Regions from separate parts of the Homo sapiens genome. Here region 2 is linked to region 1. The links are chromatin loops, found by intact Hi-C in ENCODE. Cell type or tissue: CD4-positive, alpha-beta T cell. All regions are shown on one strand. Each heading gives the region's core, and the rest is flanking DNA. Links, peaks and the distances in the headings are about the cores only. Region 1 has its middle 31 kb from the start of MPP7-DT. Region 2 overlaps MPP7 (MAGUK p55 scaffold protein 7).

Region 1 (2,922 bases), core at 203-2,702:
TTCCACTGAGAATTAATTTGATTACATCCTTAAGTTTTTAGATCCAGGACTCTAATTTTTATTTCTAATATCCTATAATTCCACTTGATATCTATCATTCAAAAGATCTTCTGATGGCTACCATTTCCCTTTTACTATGCTGTTTTGGATTTAGCTTTTTGGTAGCCAGACTTCAAGATAGCCCACATCCCTTAGGTAGTCATCTCCCACACTGGATCCAAGTTAGTCTGCATGATTAATACAAGATGGCAGAAATGATGACATGTGGCTTCTGAGGCTACCTCATAAAAGACCTGTGGCTTCGCGTGAACCCGGGGGGCGGAGCTTGCAGTGAGCCGAGATCGCGCCACTGCACTCCAGCCTGGGTGACAGAGCAAGACTCCGTCTCAAAAAAAACCCCAAAAAACCTGTGGCTTCTGCCTTGTCTTCTGTCCCTGGGATTACTCCCTCTGGGAGAAAGCAGGTGTCATGTCAAGGGGACACCCAAACAGCTCTGTGGAGAGTTCAGTGCCATGAGGAACTAAGATCTCCTCCCACAGCCGTGCAGCCGTGTCGGGAACTTGAGGGTGAATCCCCAAGCACAGTGAAATCTTCGGATGACAGCAGCCCCAGCAGCATCTTGATTGCCGCCTCGTGAGTGATCCTAAAACAGAAACTTTCAGCTAATTTGCCTCCTCATTTCTGACCCACACAAACTGAGATTCAAAAACGTGTTGCTTGTGTTAAGCCCTCAAGTTCTGGGGTAATTTGTTACACAACAATAGGTAAGTAATATAATTTTAAAATATTTTATCTCATTTCAATAGGATTTTGGAAGGGTGAGAAAGAAAATGTATGGGATGAGTCTGTCTTCCTAAACCAGAATCCCACTCTGTCTTTAGCTTAAAATATTTCCCATCACCAGGGTCTTAACTGTGTAAATAAAACATTGATATTCACAAAGAGAAAAAGACTGGGAGAAACAGATGTTCCTAAAGGGAAAGTGTTAATATTTAAATTCCACACAGCATTTTAACCCTTGTAGATTTGTATCTCTACTAGGGCACACAATTATTTATATCAGAACAAATAAACGTCAAGCACATTGACTTGAGTATAAACACAAGAACATTGAGGTCAACAGGTTGCTTGGCAACTAAAGAAAGAAGCAAAACAGTAGCTTCACTCAGACACCGTAACCATCATCTCATCCTGGATGCAATTGCTGTGGTTAACAGTTGAGTATTTAGTGGTGATGGGGAGTCAACTATCATGTTCTCTCTTGTTTTGTCCAGATCACGTTATTCTTATGTATAATATCTTGAATTAAAATGATTACTTTTATTCTGCTCCTTTAGTTGTTCTAAAACTTTGTTTTAGGAATTTTTCATCTTTCATTTTCTCCTTCATCTCACCTCCTTGATGACTCAGCCACTATTTTTTTTTTCTTTTTTTAGACAAGGTCTCACTCTGTCACCCAGACTGGAGTGCAGTGGCATGATCTTGGCTCACTGTAACCTCCACCTCCTGGGTTCAAGCAATTCTCCTGCCTCAGCTTCCTGAGTAGCTGGGACTACAGGTGTGTGACACAATGCCTGGCTAATTTTTTCGTATTTTTTGTTTTACTAGAGACAAGGTTTCACTATGTTGGCCAGGCTGATCTCGAACTCCTGACCTCAAGTGATCCGCCCGCCTTGGCCTCCCAAAGTGCTGGGATTACAGGCACGAGCCACCGCAGCCGGCCCCCTTGGCTACTATTATGTCTCCACTGTGCAGCCCATACAAAAATTTCTCGGCCCAAATTTTTCATCTACATCTGGGTTTGGATGTTTGGGAGGAAACCTCTGCTTTTCCTTTGTTTCTAGATAGACTTAAAAAAATTAATTCCACCTACTTTACATGTGTCTCACTGGGAAATGTGGCTACATGTATCTCTTTTCAAATGGAAACTGTTTCCTGCAAAATACTTGAAAAAGTTACATTGTAGAAAATTAGACTGTAATTATCTGTGCTGCCAAATTTGCACTAGACTTTAGTTGCAGTATTTCCTGCTTGTTGTAGTTTCACAAATGTACAACGTTGCATAACGGAACATCTGAGACCTACATGTAACCTTTTCCTGTTACTTCTGAGTGATTTACTTCAGCTGAAAATTTATGATGTGTGCTAAACAGGATAGTATAATTGCAGAACTCAAGAATTAGAATAGCGGCCAGGCGCAGTGGCTCACGCCTGTAATCCCAACACTTTGGGAGGCTGAGATGGGTGGATCACCTTAGGTCAGGAGTTCGAGACCAGCCTGGCCAAATGGCAAAACCCTGTCTCTACTAAAAATACAAAAATTAGCTGGGTGTGGTGGCGGGTGCCTGTAATCTCAGCTACTCCAGAGGCTGAGGCAGGGAGAATCACTTGAACCAGGGAGGCGGAGGTTGCAGTGAGCTGAGATCGTGCCATTGCACTCCAGCCTGGGCAACAGAGTGACACTCTCTGTCTTAAAAAATAAATAAATAAAAAGAATTAGAATAGTGTATTCCAGAATATTGAAATTTTAACACATTAGGTTAAAGTTAAGTAGAATTCTCACAATGCCATAAGCATAGCCTGTGTCCCCAGACATGAATGGATTCAAATCTTAGATGTGTGTATCAGCTGTTGGACACTTGACATGGTTTCCTCTGTACAAAGCAAATAGGGCCAGGCACGGTGGCTCATGCCTGTAATCCCAGCACTTTGGGGTGCTGGGGTGGGAGGATTGCTTGAGGTTGGGAGTTTGTGACCAGCTTGGGCAACATAGTGAGACTCTGTCTCTATATAAAAATAAAAGAATTAGCCAGGCATGGTGGCACGTGCCTGTGGTCCAAGCTACTTAGAAGGCTGAGGTGGGAGGATTGCTTGAGCCCAGGAATTCAAGGCTGTAGTGAACTATGATTGTGCCACTGCACT
Region 2 (2,922 bases), core at 331-2,830, 83 kb after region 1:
AAACGGCAGAATACAATCTAGACTCATAGATTCTGAATTTTGGAAGTGAAATTGATCTTAAGATAATGAAATCTACTATGTTTATAGTTTGATATTTTTTGTTATACCCCTGACATAGTACTTTGCTAATCACAGGAGTTTGATAAGCATTTGATAACTAAGCAATGTATAAGCTAAGTCACAAAATGAAAAGATTGATTTTGGCAGTAACCGATAATTTGAGGTCTGTTGTCTTGTCTCAAGTGTAGTCACTGCTGATTGTTAGCACCTTTCTGAAACTGCAAAAGAAAAACTAAAAATGGACCAGGAATTAGCGTAGGAAAGTATAGATTAGAAGACCCAAAGTGAAACAAATGGAAAAAGTTTTTTTTTGTTGTTGTTAAGTATACATATATTAGAGATGGGGGTCATTACTGTGTTGCTCAGGCTGGTCTTGAATTCCTGGGGTCAAGTAATCCTCCCACCTCAGCCTCCCAAGTATCTGGGACTACAGGTGTGTGCTATCCTGCCTGGCTAAATGGCAAAAGTGAATAAAGAGGTGCCAGGGAATAGAGGCCTCCTGTGTTGGTGTATTGAAGTCGGAATACCTGTGCCTGCATCAGTTCTGTGTTGATATTGTGAGTGAAGTGAAGTAGTAACTCTGCAATGAAGATACTTTCTTTAAAAACTTGAACACTTTTCTGTTATATTTTACAGTAGATTGATTGGCTCATTGTTGCATACTTGTATGATTATTTCTTAGGGTGTATTCCTACAAGCTATTGTTGGTTCAGAGGGTATAATCACAATTAGAATTTTTATTTTATTTTATTTTTTTAATTTTTTTTTGAGACAGGGCCTTGTTCTGTCACTTAGGCTGGAATGCAATGGTGCGATCTCGGCTCACTGTAACCTCCGCCTCCCGGGTTCAAGCAATTATCCTGCCTCAGCCTCCCGAGTAGCTGGGACTACAGGCATGTACCACACCTGGCTAATTTTTGTATTTTTAGTAGAGATGGGGTTTCACCATGTTGGCCAGGCTGGTCTCAAACTCCTGACCTCAAGTGATCTGCCCACCTCGGCCTCCCGAAGTGCTGGTGTTACAGGCTTGAGCCGCTGTGCCCAACCAGAATTTTGATGTATTCTTATATGGTTCTTTCTTAAATCAAAAATATGTTATTTGTTCAGATTAAGACAATGTTGGGTGTTTATTTTTAGTTTCACATTCCTTACTTATTAGAAATATATTTTTTATAGCTTTAACACATCAGCTAAAGCTTGTGAAAGTTGCCTTTGTTAACATGAATTCCATTTTCCTTTTAAAAATTAAATCATGGCACCCTCTACTGAATTTGAAAGGAATTGCTGAATAGTCATATGCAGGTTTGAAAAAGACTGTATGACTTTATAGATTAGACTTTGTTGACACCTATACTTACTATTATGATCCTTTTTGCTCACAGGCTCCTCATTAGGCAGTGTGGTAACATACATGTAATTAAACCTATATTTTGAAGCAGGCAGAGGAACTAGAGTGATCAAATTCAAAGAAGCATGAAATAACACAGTGTGTTCAGGGTTGTAGTTTTATAGAAAACTTGAGAGAGGGTGTTGGTGTGATTTTTGCAAAGAAAGCAATAAGAAAGGACCAAGAGCATGTCTCAATTTAAGGAATTTAAACTTTATCATGAAAGTGCGGTTGAATCATCAGCTCGTTTATTTAGAGTAGTCAAGTGATCACGTAAGGATCTTTGAAAGATGATGCTGGCAGCCTGTGTAGGATGGGTTGGAGGTGGGAACAGACCAATTTGAGGATTACTGTGTTTGCCGATGGGCTTATTAGGGTTCTCAGAAGGCACATAATTCTGGGATATAAGAGGCTGGGAGATGTGGAAGTTCTTTTTTTCCCCTAAAAAAGTTTTAGCATAAAAATTTCAAGATATATAGAAAAGTAGAAAGAATAGTACAATGAATACCCATATGTCCATCTTAGATCCAGCAACAGATGACATTTGGCCATATGTTCTCTCTCCCTCTCCTCCGCCTCTCTGCTGAAGTATTTTTGCATAAATTACAGACACCATTACTTGACACCCCTAAATACTCTATTGAGCATCTCTCCAAAACAAAGGATGTTAGGAGAGAGATGTTTAGGGAAATAAAATCAGGAAAGTTAGAATTTGGTGGTATAGATAATGGGTTCTGTTACATCCAATAGGAGAACCACAAAGGCTTGCTTTTACTGTTAGTAATTTGTGGTTATATAATAGTTTCTTTCTACAGTTTTTTTTTTTTTTGAGACTTTCAAGAGATGGATATATAGTAAATGCTATTACATTTTAAATCAAAATGTTGAAAAGGACACTTTTTTCATCAACAAAAATTTCAAATGTGCACAAAAGTTGAAGAGGACATCATTCTTGGCTAAAACAATGGCCCATGCTAGACTTCTCCATGCGAGAAGAGAAGTGGAGCCATTCCAGAGAGGAGTGGGCTAGGCTCCTCCCACCAGGGGAAGGTGCAGGCTCTCTTATCATATCAGAAGCCCAGGTCAGCAGAAGTTTGTGTGAGAAAGGCACGCAGCCAGCACAAGTGTGACCCAAACCCAGTGAAATGGTGAGAGTGGGCAGCCGGCAAGCTGACTGGCACTAGCAGAGTCTGCTTACTCGGGGAAAAGGGAGCACGAGATGTCAAGGGGACTGGGCACATATGACCTTTTTTGGCGGTGTACAAAGTCTCTCTCTGTTGCCCAGGCTGTATTGCAGTGGATCTCAGCTCACTACACCCTCTGCCTCCCAGGTTCAAGCAATTCTCCTGCCTCAGCCTCTCGAATAGCTGGGACTACAAGCGTGTGCCACCATGCCCGGCTAATTTTTGTATTTTTAGTAGAGATGGGGTTTCGCCATGTTGGTCAGGCTGGTCTTGAACTCCTGACCTCATGTG

Evidence for each region. Peaks named below come from ENCODE experiments on the same cell type or tissue, not always from the same donor. Only the 100,000 strongest peaks of a DNase experiment are listed, where the experiment ranks them.
Region 2: it touches region 1 in a loop (2.8-fold over the local background); 7 of 110 quality-filtered maps call a loop at or near these places.

The regions. Positions count from the first base shown.
Region 1 is chr10:28,332,712-28,335,633 of GRCh38, reverse strand. It overlaps a transcript of MPP7 not described here. Among named protein-coding and RNA genes, the nearest start is that of MPP7-DT, 31 kb to the right of the region's middle. RefSeq lists enhancers at 155-204, 475-594 and a silencer at 1,240-1,289. In CD4-positive, alpha-beta T cell, for the core only: no CTCF peak of the experiment used is centred there; DNase peaks (open chromatin) are centred at 283, 553, 1,163, 2,063 and 1 weaker place; H3K4me3 peaks cover 2,500 bases; H3K27ac peaks cover 2,500 bases.
Region 2 is chr10:28,249,368-28,252,289 of GRCh38, reverse strand. All of the region lies in intron 1 of MPP7 (MAGUK p55 scaffold protein 7), which reads left to right. Among named protein-coding and RNA genes, the nearest start is that of MIR8086, 39 kb to the left of the region's middle. In CD4-positive, alpha-beta T cell, for the core only: a CTCF peak has its summit at 1,295; a DNase peak (open chromatin) is centred at 1,329.